Regions from separate parts of the Homo sapiens genome. Here region 2 is linked to region 1. Evidence: read pairs that join two places in POLR2A ChIA-PET (ENCODE). Cell type or tissue: Panc1. All regions are shown on one strand. Links, peaks and the distances in the headings refer to the core of each region. The heading gives the core; the rest is flanking DNA. Region 1 overlaps MYOF (myoferlin). Region 2 overlaps MYOF (myoferlin).

The links. Peaks named below come from ENCODE experiments on the same cell type or tissue, not always from the same donor. Only the 100,000 strongest peaks of a DNase experiment are listed, where the experiment ranks them.
Region 2: POLR2A ChIA-PET joins it to region 1 with 5 read pairs; 8 of 35 experiments call an interaction of 5 or more read pairs at or near these places.

What each region holds. Positions count from the first base shown.
Region 1 is chr10:93,398,474-93,403,855 of GRCh38, forward strand. MYOF (myoferlin) reads right to left here. Exons shown (of 54, transcript NM_013451.4): 10 at 4,387-4,417; 11 at 3,759-3,874; 12 at 2,945-3,071; 13 at 919-1,022. Among named protein-coding and RNA genes, the nearest start is that of MYOF, 81 kb to the right of the region's middle. In Panc1, for the core only: no CTCF peak of the experiment used is centred there; no DNase peak of the experiment used is centred there; H3K27ac peaks cover 532 bases.
Region 2 is chr10:93,450,341-93,455,722 of GRCh38, forward strand. MYOF (myoferlin) reads right to left here. Exons shown (of 54, transcript NM_013451.4): 3 at 1,710-1,801. Among named protein-coding and RNA genes, the nearest start is that of MYOF, 29 kb to the right of the region's middle. In Panc1, for the core only: no CTCF peak of the experiment used is centred there; no DNase peak of the experiment used is centred there; H3K27ac peaks cover 3,229 bases.

The DNA of each region.
Region 1 (5,382 bases), core at 240-5,239:
CAGCACATGGGACAGAATCTGGTACTTAATGACTTTTTGAATGAATCAAACCTCTCAACAATCCTGTGATTGTTATTATCTCCCTTTATAGTTCAGGAAATGGAAACTCAGAGGGTAAACGATTTGCCTGCCTATGAAGTGGGGTAAAGCCTGAATTTAATTCAGGCCTCATTTTGCCCCAGAGCTGAAGGCTTTTCTACCACACCCACTGAATCTTTTAGAAAAAAGCACCAGTCATATGTGTATGTGTATGTGGTTTGCCGAATCTTGCTTTCATAATTATATGGTTCGAACACATAAAAGATGCTAGTTCTTTTTGTCTATAACTGTCCATGATGTGCTATTATTCTACTGTAGAATCTCACCCAACTCTCAACTCTCCAATCTTTGACCATCTCTGTAGGTAAAAGTGGTGGTTATAGCTGTCCCTACACCAAGAGTCTCCCAGATATTTTCAGGGGAGTGGGATGGGGCTTCCCTGACCCATTCTCTGGTTTCAACAGTTTACTGGGGCATGGAAGGTGAGAAACATGACAGGAAGGGGCAACAGGGCACTGGGGGGGGGTCTCTGTCCTACAACATTTACCAGGGATGGGTGTGGCTGGCCAGAGAGCTTGCCTAAGGTTAAGATAACGTTTGGACCTGAAAAGCAATTCCAGAAATTCAGTGGTAGCCTTCCCTATTTTAATCTCTCAAAAGATTGAATTTTCTAATTTGTGTTCTGCATACTTTCCACTCCAAAATAAACCTGTGGAGAAGTCTGGCGTGTTCAGACTCAGATAATCTGTGTTCCCTCAGAGTGCCTGGCTCATCAGGGGGCTATTTTAACAAAGAGTAAGCAGGAATTCACTCCAAGGAAAGCACAGTAGTTTTAGATATTTATTACTAGCAGCATCTGCATTTAGATCATGTACAAACCTTTTTTCCAGCAAAGGAAACTTCTACAAAAGGATCCACGAGATTTTTCTTATCTGCATTGCCTCCAAATATTTCCTTTACTGTCTGTGAGAAGGCATCATCCACTGGAAGGTAATAGTTATACAGCAGAAATTAAATTCAATTCCCAGAAATTTGGCAAAATTTTAAAAGTTCTCTTATACATCAAAATAGTTGCAACAGGCTAGGCGCAGTGGCTCATGCCTGTAATCCCAGGACTTTGAGAGGCCAAGGCTGGTGGATCATGAGGTCAGAAGAGCAAGGCCATCCTGGTCAACATGGTGAAACCCCTTCTCTATTGAAAATACAAAAATTAGCTGGGTGTGGTGGCACGCGCCTGTAATCCCAGCTACTCGGGAGGCTGAGGCAGGAGAACTGCTTGAACCTGGGAGGCGGAGATTGCAGTGAGCCAAGATCACACCACTGCAGTCCAGCCTGGTGACAGAGCAAGACTCCATCTCAAAACAAACAAACAAAATTAGCCAGGTGTGGTGGCACATGCCTGTAATCCCGGCCACTTGGGAGGCTGAGGCATGAGAATCACTTGAATCTTGCAGTTAGCCAAGATCAAGCCAGTATATGCCAGCCTCCAGCCTAGGTGACAGAGTGAGGCTCTATCTCAAAATAAAATAAAATAAAACAAAAACTTGATCTTTTATGGAGGAAAAAAAATACAACAAAGTTCATTCAGTGAGAGTAAAAGATGATTCTCAAACTCAGGCCTGCTTTCAATTGGGAGAAAGGTGCTCTAGGTCAAAATGATATAGTCCTAGTCTGTTTCAGAGAAATTCAAGAAAATTTGACATAATCACAAATAATATATTTAATCAACTACAATCTATAGTTAAGCTAAAAAGTAAATAGAGATCAGGATTTTAATTTACCTTATTTTATGTATTTCTTTCTTCTTCTTCTTCTTCTTTTTTTTTTTTTTAAATAGAGACAGTAGTCTTGCTATGTTGCCCAGGCTGGTCTTGAACTTTTGGCCTCAAGCAGTGCTCCTACCTTGGCCTTCCAAAGTGCTGGGATTATAGGCATGACCCACTGCCTCCAGCCCATTTGACACATTTTTGAGAGAAAGGTGGGTATGGGGAGGCCCTACAATACTATCTTTTAAGACCATAGGATCTTAAAAGAGGAAAAGGATTCCCAAGAAAAGCAGCAAATCCTGAAGAGATCCATGGCCTGTATAGTGAGTGCAGCCTCCTGGGGACTTGGAGAAGGGTCCCATGTCCCAGAGCCCAGCAGGAACCAGACAGGCCCAGCAAGGCAAATAGGAGGCTGGGCCATCAGCAGTGACAGAGGGATAACCACACTAGTTCCTATAAATGGAATCACTAGAAGCGATCCCTTAAATGCAACCAGTCTCTTGCTGAATATATTTCATAATACAATAGTGGCAGACTTCTAGTCATTGGGACATTACTACCCTTTGCTCAGCATGTTTTTTTTTTTTTTTTTTTTTTTGAGATGGAGTCTCACTCTGTTGCCCAGGCTGGAGTGCAGTGGTGTGGCTCACGGCAACCTCCGCCTCCTGGGTTCAAGTGATTCTCATGCCTCAGCCTCCCAGGTAGCTGGGATTATAGGCACCCGCCACCATGCCCAGCTAATTTCTGCTATTTTTTTTTTATAGCTGGATAGCAAACACCTTGATTTGATAATAACAGTTCACATTTTCATTTGGGATAAAAGGGGTTGGAAGTGCTGACTGCTCATATCTCTTTAGCATCCTCTAGAATAAAGAGAAGATATAGAATAGCAAGAGAGAGAGTCAAATGGGCCAAAGGCAGGTACTCAACAAGGAACATGATCAGCAACCAACTAGCTGTGCCATGAGCCTGCTCAGGTAGCTTTCAACTGGGCCAGAATGAATGAAAATAAGCCCATGAAGCCCTTTCAGAAGAAAAACATACGATAGGGACACGAATCACTATTAAAGTTTGATTTTTAACACATTTCATCACACACATAATCAACAATTCTGGGGCAAGATTAAATCAGTACATACTCTGGGGGATGTCCTCAGCTCGGTAGATTTTCAGCAAGAAGGTCACCCACCGGAGGGCAATGCCAGCAGGGAGTAACAAATTACTCTCCACATCATCACTGTCATTATCACGATCTCGTCTCTCAGGCTATTAGGGGCACATGATTTAAATTATACATACAGAAAAGCAGCACTTGGAAAAAGCCAAATTAATGCTTATAAAATGAAACCATTCAGAATCGTTTCCATTAAGATTTCCTGTGTTTGGGGCTTAAGAGTTCAGCCTGCCATCAGCCACCAGTTTTCCTTCAACCTCAAAACTGCTCCACAAAATCAATGCTCATGTTTTTGTATCATTCTGTCATTTTATGAGCACCAAATAGTAAGAGCCTGTGCGTGTGTGTGTGTGTGTGTGTGTGTGTGTGTGTGTGTGTGATCCTGATGTCCCTTCAACTTCTCTCTGGCCACTTATATTCTGCAGTTTGCCACCCAGTTTCCTAGAATAATCACTAACTATTTAGGTAGCAATGCCTAATTCTGCAAGTAGGTCATGCTTTCTAGATAAAAGCAGTCTTTCTAATGAGGCAAGGACGTTGTAAAAACACATTCATCGATTCTCAATTAAATGCTCACTCATAGACATCAGATAAGAGTTTAAGTAAGCTAGAACAATAATTCCATGATGAAGAAAAGAACAGCTTCTGAAGAATAGGGGGAATCTGAGGGTATTGACGGGAAGCTGTGCTCCATTTCACAATTACCCATGCCCACATGCTTAACTCTTGGCCTTCTTTTTTAGTGAGAAGTGTAGAAAGTAGAGAATGTAGGGACTCACAGGAGGCTCATCTCCGGTTCCCAGGACAAACATGCTGACTTTCATATAACCTTTAGAACCTGAACTGGTATCTTCCGGGTCATTGAGAAGAAGCCACTTTCTCATGACAGCATGGCCTAAAATAGAGAAGGAGTAAAAGGAAATGGACATGCTAAAAAGGTACTGATAAGTCTGTGATTCCTCTGCCATAAGATAAGCTGCATTTTCTTGGAAGCCTCTTCACGACACACCAAATTCCCCAGATGAGTGTCCACTTTCACGTCTTCTGTTTTGTACTCTCCCTACACCCCACCCCCACCATTCTGTCCTCGTGTAACTCAAACAAGACTCTCTAAGTTGTACCAACGAGTTTTATAATTTAATTTTGATAAGATCAAAATATCCTCACAAAACATAGAAATCATCTATTTTGAATGTTAAGATAAAAAATTAGACATTTTTTCTAAGCTACTGTTATTTATTCCCACTAAGTATCCTCTCCTCTCCCTCATTAAGAAAATATTTTTTAAAAAATTCCTTTAACTTTAATTCTTTGATCCCCCCCAAATTGTCTTGATTCTTAGAATCATCTTCAGAGTTAGAAGGAATGAATTTAAGACTTCATATTGATGGGGAGAACATTACTTACCAGGTTCATCATAAACAAATCCAACATCAATCTGGGAAAACAATAATCGAAAGTAGTCTAAGTAGATTTTAAAATCAGTCTAGTCACTTTAAAGAAGCCATCATTATATTTAAATATCATGTCTTGATTACACTTAAATTTCCTTGAGACCCAACATTTCCGTCTTATCCTCTCTGTATCCCCAGTGCCTTGTCTGATGTGTGGCACATGGAAGACCCTCAGTAAGTCACTATTGAATGAATGAGCTAGTCTTAGGGCTGGAAGGGACCACAGAAGCAGAGTGACCAATATGACCCAGTTTGCCTGGGTTATCCTCAGTTTTACCACTAAAGTCCCAGGCAAAGTGGGACCATTGGTCATCCTACAGAAATTCACCTGGCCCAATTTCCTGTCCAGTTCTCCTCCTCCTCCTCCTTCTCCTCCAGCTAATGCTACTATTAATATAACCATTGACTGGGCACTTCAATGTGCCAGGTGCTGTACTAGGTGCTTTACACATACTATCTCATTTAATTTTCTCAATGATCCCATTTTACAGATGAAGAAACTAAGGATCAGAGAGATTGAGTTCCTCTGGGACATGTGGCTACTTGGTGGCAGACAGGGTATGAACACAGGTCTGCCTGACCCAGATCATCCTCTAGGACTTCTAGTGACTGGTGCTCCTTTCTTGGAGAGGCAGCCTATTCCATGTAGAATTGCTGGGAAGAAGCCAACCAAGTATTTGTCCTTTCATTCCAGTGAGAGCTACTTATAGAAGCACCCTGAACCTCTTGCCTTGTTTGGCTTTCCTTTCACACTCTGAATTTACCATAATTGGCTTTGCAGATGGAGCTTTGGGGCCCCCAGTAAGTGGAGGTAGATGGTGGACTTCTTGCCATGGTCAACACCCCTTCCCTTTGTGGCAGTGGATTTGCTTCCATCCAGATACAACCCTGGGAAGGGCCCTGATATGGCAGCTTCAGGGCATCTTGCTTTGAGAGCTCTGTTCACTGT
Region 2 (5,382 bases), core at 56-5,055, 52 kb after region 1:
GAGATCGTGCCACTGCACTCCAGCCTGGGCGACAGAGCAAGACTCCATCTCAAAAAACAAACAAACAAACAAAAACCACAAAAATTAGCCAGGTGGAGAGGTGCATGCCTGCAATCCCAGCTGTTCAGGAGGCTGAGGCACAAGAATCACTTGAACTAAGGAGGCGGAGGTTGCGGTAAGCTGAGATTGCGCCACTGCACTCCAGCCTGGGTGACAGAGTGAGACTCCATCTCAAAAACAAAAAATAATAATAATTTACTGTCCAAACCCAGCCACGTTGACTGCAAAAGGGGCATTATTAATCACTGTGCTAGGACAGCAAACCAGGACTGTCTCAAGCAATCAGAGCATGTGACCACCTACCTCAACTAATTTATCCTAAATTTTTGCTCTCACTGCAGCCTTCAGATTATATCAGATGTGCCTAAGACATACATTTTTAAATGTACTAACATTACTAAAAACTGAAATGCTTCTTACAATTGATGGGGGCATTAAATATCACGCTTTTTTTGGCCCCTAACCATTTATTAATTTGATAGTATACTTTATAAACAATAACATCTTGAAATCGAGGATACAAAGTAATTTGGCTTCCCATGTGGTATGACTTGAAGGAAAATTCATGGGTTGGAGGGTAGAAATGCCCTGTCACTAGGCAATTGACTTCCACCAGAAGGAAAATAAGCAGGTATTCTGGTTTTAAGTATTAGTATCAGCTGGGCACGGTAGCTCACACCTGTAGTTCCAGCCCTTTGGGAGGCTGAAGCGGGTAGATCACCTGAGGTAAGGAGTTCAAGACCAGCCTAGCCAACATGGTGAAACCCTGTCTTTACTAAAAATATAAAAGTTAGCTGGGCGTGGTGGTGCACGCCTGTAATTCCAGCTACTTGGGAGGCTGAGGCAGGAGAATTGCTTGAACCTGGGAGGTGAAGGTTGCAGTGAGCCAAGATTGTGCCACTGCACTCCAGCCTGGGTGACAGAGTCAAAAAAAAGAAAAAAACCTTTAGTCTCTTGTGAACTTGGTTAGTTTGAATTGGTAACATACGACTGGGTCTACAAGGCCAAAGTCCAGATCCAGGACTAGGGTGAATTTATTAATACTAAGATCATTCTGTCCCACGGGAACCTGTTTGGGAAGTCTCCCAATTTTACTCAGAGGACAACCCTCAGTGTCACCACGGGCACCACCGTGACCCTTCCCCATGTGAAAGGAAAGAGGCAGTAAGGCAAGGATTAAGGTCTGTTTAGGTCTGTTGGGATTAAAAGGCGAAGGAGACATTAACATGGAAATGGGGCTGAAAGTAAAACTTGAATGAGACATGTATAGGCCACAAATAATCAGAAGAAGTGATTTGGGTTGTATCCAATATCACTACAGTTCAGATAAACTGCCAGAGGTAGGAAGTGCAGTTGACCAAGAAGTTGTAGGCATGTGAACAGGCTTCACTCTAAGTGCCAAGTTTGATAAACTAGTCTAGGTGGCTCGGTGTTTGCAGCTTTTTTGGAATAAAAGCAGTCATTGGGAAAAAGTGCTGTGATGGATTAGCCACATCTGCTATTGGCTTAGAAGGGAGCGGGGCATGGAATTAAAGCACATTTATATTGGAAGTATTATAATACGTTATTAAAGATGTGTCTCTTCAACAAAATAAACAACAGTGAGATAGTAATACCTAAAATGAGAAAAACAGGTGAAAACAACTTACTTATTTTGTCCAATTGTCTCAAAATCTTTCACAATAATCCCAAGGGAAGATGAAAAGTCCAGTGGTATACCCCTCAAGTCAAACTCCAAAATCTGTTCACAGAAAGGTTTTGAAAAAAGAGAAAAAAAAAGGCTGTTAGAAGGAGCAGAGATTACACTAAGATGCACCAGTACTACATGTTGGGTCATTATTTTCACCAATGACAATCTTTTGAAGTTATGCAGAAATGATTAAATTCTAAACCTGAAGGCAGCTGAGGGGGCAGGAAAGCAAACCAGATGTCGACTTAGAGGACCTGTAGACAACTCCTGGCTTCCTGCTTTCTAGGTTCTGTGGCTTCAACCAGGTGACCACACCCCTGCTTCATACTCAAGAGCTGGACTCAACGACTACCACAACTGCTGCAAGAATAAAATGCAGGGTGTTGTTCTCACTCATAAGTGGGAATTGAACAATGAGAACACTTGGACACAGGATGGGGAACATCACACACTGGGGCCCGTTGTGGGGTGGGGGGAGGGGGGAGGGATAGCATTAGGAGATACACCTAATGTAAATGATGAGTTAATGGGTGCAGCACACCAACATGGCACATGTATACATATGTAACAAACCTGCACTTTGTGCACATGTACCCTAGAACTTAAAGTATAATAATAACAAAAATAAAAAAATTAAAAAAGAATAAAATGCAGGGTATATGTGAAAACATTTTCTTCAATGGCTAGTTTTAAATTATCTGCTCTTCTTAATCATACTACTATCAAACAAAGAAGATGAATAATCTAAGAAAACATTTTCTAAAATGCCTCTCATTTTAAGTTCCACCATGGTCGGTCAATGCTATAATATACCGACCTTTCTGAGACTCTCATTTTAATGCAGTAAGTTGCTTCCTAATGACAAAAGTAAAAAAAAAAGATTGATAAAGCGTCACTGATGCCTTTGACTGATTAGGTAATAATTAAATGATGACTTGATCCTCCTTGTAGTGGGCTTGGAATGGAAGGAAAACTTGTTTCAGAACTTCTTAAAAAATTATTTTTAGCACTTCTAAAAAAAAACAAGTTCTCAGTCTCCTCAGTAGCTGGGGATTACAGGTGTGTACCACCATACCCAGCTAATTTTTTTTTTGAGACAGAGTCTTGCCCTGTTGCCCAGGCTAGAGTGCAGTGGCACAATTTCAGCTCACAGCAACCTCCACTTCCCGGGTTCAAGCAATTCTCCTGTCTCAGCCTCCCGAATAGCTGGGATTACAGGCGCCTGCCACCATGCCCTGCTAATTTGTGTATTTTTAGTAGAGACAGGGTTTCACCATGTTGGCCAGGCTGGTCTCGAACTCCTGACCTCATGATCCACCCGCCTTGACCTCCCAAAGTGCTGGGATTATAGGCGTGAGCCACCGCACCTGGACAATTTTTGTAGTTTTAATAGAAACAGGGTTTCACCATGTTGGCCAGGCTGGTCTCAAACTCCTGACCTCATGTGATCTACCCGTCTTGGCCTCCCAAAGTGCTGGGATTACAGGCATGTGCCACCACACGTGGCCTCAGAGCTTCTCTTAGAACACACCCAGCCTGGGAATGGTGGCTCATACCTGTAACTCCAGCACTTTGGGAGGCTGAGGCAAGGAGTTCAAGACCAGCCTGGACAACTTAGATTCTGTCTCTGTGAAAAATTTAAAAATCAGCAGAGCGCAGTGGTGTGTGCCTGTAGTCCCAGCTGCTTGGGAGGCTGAGTGGGGAGGATTGCTTGAGCCCAGTTAGTTATGGCTGCAGTTAGTTATGACTGTGCCATTACACTCTGGCCTGGGTGGCAGAGGAAGACCCTGTCTCAAAAAAGAAAAAAAAGAGCCGGGCGCAGTGGCTCATGCCTGTAATCCCAGCACTTTGGGAGGCCAAGGCAGATGGATCACCTGAGGTCAGGAGTTCGAGACCAGCCTGACCAACATGGTGAAATCCCATCTCTACTAAAAATACAAAATTAGCCAGGCGTAGTGGCATATGCCTGTAATCCCAGCTACCTGGGAGGCTGAGGAAGGAGAATCACTTGAACCCAGGAGGCGGAAGTTGCAGTGAGCCGAGATCGCACCATTGCACTCTAGCCTGGGCAACAAGAGCAAAACTCCATCTTAAAAGAAAAAAGAAAAAAAAGAACACACCCAGCACCAGCAATCCCAGTGGGTTTGGGGTTGACATTTCATTTGTGTTTGGTTTCAATTATAAAACAGTTTACTTGATAAGTACATCTGCAATATGAAAGGAAAGAAAAAAAAAACATGTTGGAAACAAAATGGAATAAGATGGCTGATTCCCTGCAGAGGACATGCCAGCTCGCATGACAGCACATCTCTCTCTGCCATTGGTCACGTGGCTTGATCTCAATCTCAAATTTGAAGAGATGAGTTGGGATGATTCAAAATCTGAAGTAGGAAGCACTCTCACATAAATGCATTTTTTATTTGCTTTATTCTTGGAGTTCTGTCAGGTGCTAGGAATCCACAATGACCAACCCAAGGGGCCTCTTGCTCTCATGGAGCTTGTAGTCCAGCTGGCTGTGTTCTGGATTCTGGGGAAATTACAGATAAGTGGAATTCCCTCTCAACCTGCCTGAGACCTGCTGGGCGTTTCAGAAAGGCATTAAAAAGGCTGGGCAGAGTGGCTGACGCCTGTAAACTCAGCACTTTGGGAGGCCAAGATGGGAAAATGGCTTGAGACCAGGAACTCAAGACCAGCCTGGGCAACATAGCAGGATGTAATCTCTACAAATGTTTTTTAAAATTAGCTGGGCATGGTGGCTTATACCTGTAGTCCCAGCTATTCAGGAGGCTAAAGCAGGGCTATCGCTTGGCCCTGGGAGATCGAGGCTGTAGTAAGATATGATTACACCACTGCATTCCAGCCTGGGTGACAGAGCGAGACCCTGTCTTTTTTTAATTAAAAAAAAAAAAAAAAAAAAAAAAAAGGCCAGCCGTGGTGACTTATGCGTGTAATCCCAGGACTTTGGGTGCTGGGTGGATCACCTGAGGTCGACAGTTCGAGACCAGCCTGATCAACATGGAGAAACCCCATCTCTACTAAAAATACAAAATTAGCTGGGTGTGGTGGCACATGCCTGTAATCCCAGCTACTCAGGAGGCTGAGGCAGGAGAATTGCTTGAACCCAGGAGGCGGAGGTTACGGTGAGCAACCTGCACTCCAGCCTGGGCAAGAAGAGCGAAACTCCATCTCAAAAAAACAAAAACAAAAACAAAAAACAAAAAAACAAAAAAAGAACAAAAAAAACCCCCAAGGCATTAAAAAGTTTTTTGTTTCACTTCATTCAAGAATAAGGTCTAGCGAGGCGCAATGGCTCACACCTGTAATCCCAGCACTTTGGGAGTCTGAAGCAGGTGGATCACTTGAGCTCAGGAGTTGAAGACCAGCCTGGGCAACACGGCAAAAGCCCATCTCTACAAAAAATAAAACAATTAGTTGGGTGTGGTGCACGCTTGTGGTCCCAGCTACTCAGGAGGCTGAGGTGGGAGGACCACCTGAGCCCAGGAATTCAAGGCAGTATTGAATCTTAATCACGCCACCGCACTCCAACCTGAGGGAGACCCTATCTCAAAAACAAACAAACAAATAAAAAAAAACCCAGAAGGTTCTAGTCTTTATCTTATAGAGATATTGAA